Regions from separate parts of the Homo sapiens genome. Here region 1 is linked to region 2. A link is an interaction called in ENCODE POLR2A ChIA-PET data of the cell type or tissue named here. Cell type or tissue: OCI-LY7. All regions are shown on one strand. Links, peaks and the distances in the headings refer to the core of each region. The heading gives the core; the rest is flanking DNA.

The links. Peaks named below come from ENCODE experiments on the same cell type or tissue, not always from the same donor. Only the 100,000 strongest peaks of a DNase experiment are listed, where the experiment ranks them.
Region 1: POLR2A ChIA-PET joins it to region 2 with 5 read pairs; 2 of 35 experiments call an interaction of 5 or more read pairs at or near these places.

What each region holds. Positions count from the first base shown.
Region 1 is chr9:98,764,183-98,768,277 of GRCh38, reverse strand. It overlaps ANKS6 (ankyrin repeat and sterile alpha motif domain containing 6), which reads left to right. Exons shown (of 15, transcript NM_173551.5): 11 at 28-197. Among named protein-coding and RNA genes, the nearest start is that of ANKS6, 30 kb to the left of the region's middle. In OCI-LY7, for the core only: no CTCF peak of the experiment used is centred there; no DNase peak of the experiment used is centred there.
Region 2 is chr9:98,376,604-98,382,619 of GRCh38, reverse strand. All of the region lies in intron 11 of GABBR2 (gamma-aminobutyric acid type B receptor subunit 2), which reads left to right. Among named protein-coding and RNA genes, the nearest start is that of TBC1D2, 120 kb to the right of the region's middle. In OCI-LY7, for the core only: no CTCF peak of the experiment used is centred there; a DNase peak (open chromatin) is centred at 2,469.

The DNA.
Region 1 (4,095 bases), core at 1-2,500, 390 kb before region 2:
GTGTTCACTCATTTTGTGTTTCCTCAGGTGGCAGCATAGACAATGTCTTGTCCCAAATCGCTGCCCAGAGGAAAAAAGCAGCCGGATTATTGGAGCAGAAACCCAGCCATCGGTCAAGCCCTGTGGGGCCAGCACCGGGGTCCAGCCCGTCTGAGCTTCCAGCCTCCCCTGCAGGTGGCAGCGCTCCTGTTGGCAAGGTGCTTGTTTTGTGTGGCCTCCTCCTGTTACACTCACAGATTCTGTTCTAACATGGGCCACTTGCCGGGAAGCATGGGCAGTGCCTTAGTCATGGGACAGGACTAAAGACAGGCCCCTTCCAGCCAGCCACTCCTGGGCTGCATGAGAAGGGCTGAAATGGTCCTCCGCACCAGGCGTTTACCTCCCCTCACATCTCCAGGTTTGAGGGGCACTGGGCTGCTGCACAGTGGCAGGGTACACACCCACTTCCTGCAGTCCCACAGGTCACCCAGCCTCACACTGCACACATTTGTTCATTGATGAGGATGAATGGTTTAAGAGCATGAGTTGAGGAGCAACCTGCCTGGGTTCAGCTCTCAGCCCCACACCTCAGCATTTAGAACAGGGCCTGGCACAGGATAAGCTCATGTCCGTGTTGGCTGTTCCTGTTGACAGCGTTCTTAGTGGTCTTTGTTGTCCTTCAACCTTATTCATCCACTGTATACATCCTGGGAGCATCTGCTCTGTGCCTGGCACAGCTAACAGTAAGGATCCAACTGTGAACTGGGAAATTTGGCAACCGCTCTAAGGACACAGGCAGTCACAGCTCAGTGTGATAGGGGTTGTTGTGGAGCAGGAAGGATGCTGTAGGGGCACAGGTGGGGGGCCCTACCCAGGTTTGAGGGCATCAGGGCCATCTGGATGGGGATCTGAAGGATGAGAATGGAGCCAGGTAAAAGGGGTGTGGGTGGGCCAGGGGTGTTGGTGCAACTGTTCTGGTGTGAGGGAACAACTTGTGTAGCACTCCAGAGGTGACAGCGTGGCCTAAGGGAGGAGCTGAAGGAAGGACATGAGCAGGACAGAGCCGGGACCTTGTCTCCCTGCTTCTGGGCACTGTGCTTCCATTAATGCAGCCAGAGAACAGTCACCACATTGTTAGCATCTACAGATAATGCAGTAAGCAAGAAAACCTAGATGCCTTCCTGGAACAAGAAGTTTTTTAGTGTCTTCAGACTCTGCCTCTGCCTCCTGAACCTCTTTGCCTTGGTTGATTTCTGGGTGAGCCCCCAGAGTGCGGGTTCCTAGTCGTGAGTGTGAGCTGGCTCCTCCACCAAGTGACTCCCCAGTAGTGCAGCATAACCCTTTCCTCCTCTGAGGGGACTCTATGTCCAGGCAAAACCCCACTCTTCATAGTTCTTAGATGTCATAAGCTTCCTTCAGTGAGAAAAGTCCAAACACAGAAAGCCTCCCTCATCCATGGACCTTTGCCCACCAAAGAAGCGCCTCCAGAGATTTATGCTCCCAGGATGTACATGTACTGTATGAGAAATAGTCATTTTCTGCCCAGCCACTCTTGGTTACACAACTCTTTTTGTTACTCAAGATCCCTTGTGCAATAGGACCTATATAATTAGATTCCTTTCACAGTATAGCTCCAAAAAGATTTTCTCCCTACACATTTGCTTATTTTCCATTTTTTTATCTTCAAAATAATTTGTGTAATACGTCCTATATGATTAAGTTCCTTTTATAATTCGGCTGTGAGGAAAAAAGTCTCTACTGATACTTTGATATATTTTATTTTATCAGATAGTAAGAATTTTTAGAATTATTGTATTTCTTTCTTTGCCTTTGCTACTAGGAAACTCAGCTACTCATGAAGCCTACTGTTTTGAGGCTTTGATATAGTGTTTCTTGTCTAAAATTTTGTTTCTATTCTGATGGTCTTATTGGATGTGTTATATGTTAGCTTCCTTTAATTTTTATTGGAAATAAGGCATTTCCAAGTTATAAATTATATTAACTATTCTCTATTATATGAACTATTATTTTGATGTATTGATCATACATTATATATAAGTATATTCTCATGAAAGGAGATTGTATCAAAAGATGCATTCAGGAAGCAGTAAACTGGGGAAACCATCCATTTCAATGATCACCTGACATTTATAACATAATGTTAATAGTATGTTATGATCTTGAGGAGCTATCTAAAAATTCAGGTTTCTGGGCTCCACCCCAGCATACCTGAATGAGGCTCTCGGGAGGGTCTGGGGAATGTTATTCCTGCCAGAGCATCTGTTGGAACCAGCCCAGTCCGGGGCTCATAGAAACCACAGTCTTAAATCAAAGGACACAGAAGTGGGCTTTCTATCCCAGCAGCAAGATAGAGACATGAAGTGCTTTTTCAAAGATAACCTTAGTAAAAATTAGAAGTTAGTATTCAACATATGAGCCTCCTCAATCTGGTTTTTGTACTTTGCTTAAAATAACTCGCTGTAATGGTGGAATATCCACAAGGCATGGCATCTAGCAGGGCCGTGAATCAGTGTGATATGAGTTCCAAGAGACACAGCATAGGTGGCGTTAGAGTGTGCACCAATACTTCCCAGATCTCTGGAGGCCTAAAGGCCTACTAGATATATCAGCTTTCTATTCCTACCTTAAAGCTCAGTCATTTCAAACAAAAACATTACTTAGCTGCTTGTGTGTCTGTGGGTCAGCAGTTTAATCTGGACTTATGTGGGCAGTTCTCTGGTCTGCAGGATCACTCACCTGGCTGGTGGCTGAGGTGGCCAGGACAACTGAGCCACATGTGTCTACAACAAGCTTGGACATGTTCTCAGGGCAGTGGCTGAAGGCATGGGTTGAAAGCCAATCAGGTTGTTTAAGCAAGTTAGTATGCCTGTGGCAGGAGAGCACACAGAACTACATACAGAGGGAGGGGTAGAGATGATGTCATTAACACAATCAGCCTACCACTCAACGGATATTGAGAACAATTCAAATATTTCACAGAATCCCAAATAATCTTATATTTACCCACCTCTTCCCCAGTATGTTGCCCATATGGTCCAGAGTATCATGTTTCTTTGCTTTTGGCTGGAATAGATCTGTGGGGATATACTAATTATCTCCTGCTTTATCAGAGATTCTATTTGGGATTGTCTGTCTTCATGGAAAGAGCAGAGAAAAGAGAGAATTTATTAGTAGTATAGCCAGCTTTTTGGCAAGTCTTTCAAAACCTCAGGGAGGGTCTTCTTTTTCCACTCAGGCATATAATCAGCTAGAAGGAGCATTAAAGGCTTAGTAGGAAGAAAGATATATCCATTTATGCTTAGAAATCTTAGTCTATACTCTACTATATAATATGTCCAATTTTTAGCAAAATTTACAAGACATACAAAAAGTCAAGAAAAACCACACTCCTTAGAAATGAAGCAATCATGATAATCAGATCTGACAAAGGTGTTAGAATATTTGACAGGGAATTTTAAATAACTGTGATTAATATGTTAAAGGTCCTAATAGAAGGTATAAACAACATGCAAGATCATATGGGTAACTATTTTAGTAGAGAGATGGAAACTATAAGAAAGAACCCAATGGAAATGTTAGAAATAAAACAGTAATGGAGTTGAGAAATACCTTTGACAGGCACCTCAGTAGACTTGAGGCCGCCAGGGAAAGAGTCAGTGAACTTGAAGTTAGGTCAGTAGAGTTTACCCCAACTGAATCACAAGAGAAGAAAGAAGAAACACATATAAAACATCAGTACTCAGTAGTCATGGCATGATATCAAATGCCACAGCATAGAGGTAATTGGAATCCCTACAGGAAGAGAGAGAGGTGGGGCAGAAGGAATATGTAAAGAAATAATGCTTAAAAAATGAAAAGAAATAATGGTTGAGAATTTTCTCAAATTAATGACAGATGCCAAACCACAGATCCAGGAAGTTCACAGAATGCTCAATAGGGTAAATACCAAAAAGAATGTACCCCTCCATATTATGTTTAAACTACTGAAAACAAGCCAAAGAGAAAATCTTGAAGGCAGCCTTTTCTTGAAAGAAATTACATACAGAGAAACAAAAATAGGAATTACAGCAGACTTTTTGTCAGAAATCATGCAAA
Region 2 (6,016 bases), core at 1,359-3,858:
ACTGGGGCCGGGTGCAGTGGCTCATGCTTATAATCCCAGCACTTTGGGAGGCCGAGGCGGGTAGATCACCTGGAGCCAGGAGTTCAAGACCAACCTGGCCAACATGGCAAACCCCATCTCTACTTAAAAATACAAAAAATTAGCTGGGCGAGGTGGCGGGCGCCTGTAGTCCCAGCTACTCAGGAGGCTGAGGCAGGAGAATGGCGTGAACCTGGGAGGCGGAGCTTGCAGTGAGCCGAGATCGTGCCACTGCACTCCTGCCTGGGCGACAGAGCGAGACTCGGTCTCAAAAAAAAAGATACTGGGGGCAAGTTTGGCAACTCCAGTTTCTCAGTGGCATCCCTGAGAGGCAAGGGGCTTGCCTTGTTCCCCAGGTTGAGAACCGGTGGAGCAAAACCCTACCCTCATTCTGCCATGGCCCCAGTCCTTCCCGGGGGCCACTCTGCCCATCTCCTCATCACTTGCTGTTGGACACCTGGGAATGCCTCAGGTGTCCTGAGGCATTCAATCTTCACTGCAGAGATTCCTGCAGCAGACATGAAGGGCTGCCCAGCCTTTAGAAACTCTCTCCTTCCCAGAAAGAAGTTCCTGACATCTCGCCTTGTTCACAAGCCAAAGGCTATGAAAGCACAGGTGCTTTCTCAAGTTTGACCTGAATTCAACAACCACAGGGTGACGCAGGCTAGGGAGCAAAAACAGGGACATCCCCCACACCCAGGGCTTTTCTTTTTAATGAAGCCTGATGTTCTATTCTGGGAGTCACGCTCATTTGTGTGAGGGGAAGGTTGTCCTGGGAAGCCGGGGAAGGCTGATATGAATAAATCATAAAGCGCTTTACAAATCAGCATCGGCTCTGAAAATGAGGGCCCGAAAAGATATTAGGGCCCAGTTCTTGCTGCCCCTGAGAATTAATTTATTTGCAGTCAAGGCTGTTTTAGAAGCTCTACAAAGGGGAGTCCACATGCATGACTGTGGGGAAAAGGCATAGATTATCTACCCCGGACTGAATCGGGTCAGCACAGAGGTGTACATGGGTTAGGGCTGGGGCCATTTATTTACTAATTCTCAATATTGCCCAGGAAGAGGAAGTGAAAGCTCTTGAATTTAGGGCCTAAGTACCAGTGCCTGATGGGTACAATTTGGGTTGTATTCCACCTGCTATTCCAGGGTGGGCAGCTCCTTAATTTCACTTGGTGCCATGGATTCTGTCCTTCGGACCTAGAAGGCTGCTCCCAGCAAACTCCCACCGAGTGGGGAGCTGCAAGGAGAAGCAGGCCCCTATGGTGTAGTGATCACGGATCTTCCAACAACAGCCTGCATTCGACTGCCACCTCCTCCACTTACTAGCTCCTGACTGCAGCAAGTGACTTAACCTCAGTTTTCTCATCTGTAAAATGAGCATAACAGTTTTCCCTCTGCAGGATTGCAGTGTGGGTTAAACAAGACGATTCAGACAAGCCGCCTGGAACTCAGGGAGAGTGCTGCATGGAGGGATGTAGGAGGAGGGATAGGCATCACAGCTTGTCACCTTGCATCCTCGTCACAGTGTAATTTCCTGGTGTCCCACACTGGGTTCTGTAAATCTTAAAGGACAGGGGACAAGGTAGACCATGAGACCAGGTTCAGACATGGCGCAGCCGAAGTCACAGTTCTGTCTGCTCTGCTGCCATATACATGCCGCTTTTTTCTCCCTTTTAGTTTTCAAAATAGCAGCTTAACACAGTGAGAAACCATGAATACCCCCTCAGGCAGAAACCTATGACAGTCACAAGATTAGGCCTCTCTAGGGGCTACACCTCTGCTCGGACGAGGGTGGGTGCGTGTGTGAGTGCGTGCACACAGATTCACCCACACACAGTGCTACTCCTAGGGATGCAGTTTCTCTTAGTTCCCATCCCCCACTCCCTCTGACCCTTTCCAGAATCTTCCCAGACTGTCAGTGCCGGTTTCTCCAAGTCTTGAGAACAGCTCCAGCTATACCCCGTGCTGTCTCCCTGGACACTGTGCGGGTAGTGGAGTCACCATAGCAACGTGGCCCCTGTGGACGTGGAGCTGTCTGCAAGGACAGTGCTGGGCGTGGCCAGGGCCCCAGTGCCAGGGGGAAGGGATGGACCCCGGCAGCTGAGCTGACCCGGCTCTGGGATCCCAGCCCCTGTCTGCCCAGACAAGGAGTCCAGCAGGTGGGGATGAGAAAAAGCACTTGCCTTCCTTGTGGATCTGAGGCAGAAACCCCAGCTCGAGCGGGGGAGGAGTAAGAAGGGGCTTTGCAGACAGGATGAGGAGGCTCCAGGCGGACCTTAGATCCCAGCGTGGGCCTCACGCAGCTTCCTGGGCTCTCAGAAGCATTCCTGGGCGTGGGGTAGTAACAGCTTCCTGTTAACTCCCGAGCCTGTGCCCTCAGCCTCTGCGAGTCACCAAGGCCAGCTTTCAGCCAGGGGCAGCCTTTCGTTCACAACCACCTGACAAGGCCAAGTTCACTGTCCCCACCTGACGGAGCAGAAAACGGAAGCCCTGTCACACACTGCTAGGCAGCAGGGAAGAAGTTTAAAACTAGCTCTGTTGGACCACAAAGATGATTGAGATGTTTCATTAGAAAGCAAGACTATTCTGATTTTTTATTAGCTGGCTTATACCAGAAAAAAAAAAAAAGTCAACTAAGTTCTTAGGGATCTGGTAACCACCTATCCCAGCCAATATTACCAAAATTTTTGTCTCAGATTTTTTTAAATTAAGATATAATCCACATACCATAAATTTTGCCCTTTTAATGTGTACAATTCAGTGGCTTTTGTTTACCCTATTTAACATCTCTGAACCTTAGTTTCCTCTTCTGTAAAATGGGGATGATAATAATAGGGTTGTGAGGATTAAATGAGATCATGTATGTAAAGCATCTAGTGCCTGTCACACAGTAAGGCTTCATACATCTTAGCTGTTATCATTATGTATGAACGAATGATGGGACTATGTCTGGATAATTGTGTTCACCTCTGGATACCATTAAGAGAGACACTGATAAAGCAGAGTAAACTTGGGATAAAGAGGCTGGGAGGCCAGGTGCGGTGGCTCATGCCTGTAATCCCAGCACTTTGGGAAGCTGAGGCGGGTGGATCACCTAAGGTCAGGAGTTCGAGGCCAACCTGGCCAACATAGTAAAATCCCATCTCTACTAAAAATACAAAGATTAGCCAGGCATGGTGGCAGACGCCTATAGTCCCAGCTACTCAGGAGGCTGAGGCAGGAGAATCACTTGAACCTGGGAAGCAGAGGTTGCAGTGAGCCAAGATCGTGCCACTGTACTCTAGCCTGGGTGACAGAGGGAGACCCTGTCTCAAAAAAAGATAAAAAAGAAGAGGCTGGGAAAACCGGTTGATGCTGGCCAGCTTGGTGTAGGTACCCATGGCAACTTCTGGCCTTCTGTGGCCTTGCTCTACCAAAACTGGGGCGGGAACAGACTTGGGTCCTGCCTAAGTCAAAGCCAAGCTGGTGGTTGCCTCTGCCACCTTGAGTGCTGAAAGGGGCTTTGGGGCAGGCAGCAAGGGAGGTAAGAATGACACAGACGGGACCTCTGAGGATGCTGCGGCCATGTAGTGGTTGGAATCTGGCCTAAGAAGCCAGTTTGGCCCAGGGCTGCCCTGAGGGACGCTCAGAAGAGCGTGACTCAGCTTTAGCTCCCAGCTGCCTCTACTTGCTGACCACCCCAACTCTTTTATCTACTTTTCTACTTAAAAAAAGTATGTATATTATAAGTGTGGCACTCAGTGAATTTTCACAAACTGAACTCAACTGTGAATCCAGGATCCATATCAAGAAGCAGGACCTTATCAGCATCCCAGAGGCCCTCCCTGTCTCCTTCTGGTTCCTATCTGCCCCAACCCTCCTCCCCTTGCCAAAGGGTGGCCCCCATCCCAGCTCCTGCATGCACAGACAGTGCTACTCAGTGTGCACTGAGCCACCTGGGGGTCTGGATGGAATGCAGCGGGTCTAGAAGGGGGCCTCTGCATTCCTGACACACTCTCAGGGGATGCTGATGCCACATCCCCAGACCGCACTTGGAAGAGCAGGGATAAGATTAGTACCTGATGCTTTATTTTTGTGTTTGTCTCTTGGAGACTGATTGTGTAAGATAAATGGGAGCACCAGAAGCCTGGTCTCCTGGGGCCCAGCTGTGGGAGGGAAGGAGCTCCTGGGCTGGAAGACACTGGATTGTGGCCCCCACCCTCGAACCTCGGGAAGCAGGGCGGTTCCATCACAGCTGGCAGGGTGGGGTTCGAGTCCCGAAGCACCCCTTCGGCCTCTTCACTCTGCTCAGATGGATGGCAGCTAGGCAGGGGTGGGGCAGGGGAGGCCCAGACACTGGACTGGGGAGTGTGATGCCCTCTTCCTGCCCTCCTAGAGGTACTGGGATTTTCTAACTCTAACTAGAAAGGTAAAGGCTGCCTAGGAACACCCACTTGGCCTCCCAGTAAATTCAAGTCTGGTAGGAATTAATGAAACATTTTTAGTTAAAAGGCCATAAATCTGTGGTTTTGTTGTTGTTGTTGCATGGGGTTTTCTTTTTGAGGCAGTTGAGAAGTAAAACAATGTAATAATGTGGGTTTGGGGCTGTTTCTGCAGGTGGCTGTCATGGCTGGCCATGGTAACATGCTTTGTGATTTCAGAAGGCAGCAGGAAGGCTGGGCTAGGAGATACCCACAGGGTTTGGTGGTGGCCTTGCCTGGCAGGTCCAGACCAGCTCAAGGAGAGGGTCACAGGGACTGGCTGTCACAGGGCCTGATTGGGCCAACTGGAGTCCTGGATGGGGTACAGATGCCCGCTTGATGACAGTGGCCTCCCCACCCCCAACTCCCTTCCAGAGGAGGGGGCTGAGTGGGGAACCAGGGACTCCCCAGACTCCTGAGCCAATAAGCAGATGATGGCCTCCCTTCCAGACACCCCACATGTGGGCCACTCCAACCCCTGGCTCTGCTCAGCACTCTTGTTCCCACAATTCATTCATTCATATGATAACATTCCCAGGCACCTGCTAGGCACAGAGCATGGTCCTCGAGGAGCTGGCAGTGTAGATTGAAAACCTAAGTAAACAAACAGTTCCCATTTACTATGTTGTGTACACTGGCAGAGACAGGCCTAGGGGAGTGGGTAAGGCCCAGAAGCAAGGGACAAATCAGGGAAGACTTAAAATAAGGGACCCCTCTGAGTGAGCTCCAGTTATTTCTGGAAGTCCTAAATGATACACCATACTTGCCCACAGAATTCTCAACAGCTGCAATCACATGGTGTGGCCACTCAGTCCTTCCTCTCTGGCCCTGACGCCCACTTGTCCACGTCTTCTGTCCACAGAGCTGTATGAAGGCACACAGCAGCCCCCTCCCCACCACACCCCACCCCCTCCTGCCACTACCCATCTGAGAATGCTGCGTTTCCAAAAAGCTCCCCAACCTCCAGTCCTGAGGCACCTTCTGGGGTTGTGGGGGAACAGGAAGAAAGGCCTCTTGCTCATTCTGCATTGTTCTGTGGCCTGAGCCAAGGCTGCCAAGGGCAGTTGTGCACTTTCTGCACTACACAAGGGTGTTGGCTTCAGGGGCAGGAGCTGAATTTCGGCCTGTGATCGGGTCTTTGAGCCAAGTTCTTGGAGTTTGTTGGCTTCAAGGGCCTTGAGGAGTGGAGTCCTTCAGAAAGGGCCCAGACGGGGTGCCTTTCAGAAATTTCTCCTCCCAGAGGAGAAACCTCTCTCTGATTTGCCCCAAGGCTTCTAAGATGGCCCCTAGGCCCTGACTCGGGTTCCAAAGTACTCCTGTGGGTCCTGAGTCACCTTTGCCCCCTGCACCGTTCCCCCAGAAAGGCTCTGCTGTACTCTAAGCTCCAGAGAAGATTTTCTATACAGGTCTTACCCAGAAGACCCTGAGCAAGACGGGGTCTTCTGGGGCTGTTTCTAGAGGCTGCTCTTCAGAGTCTTATAACTTGAGGATTTATCTGTCGCCCTTGCCCTAGAAGACAAGATGGGCCCTGGAGA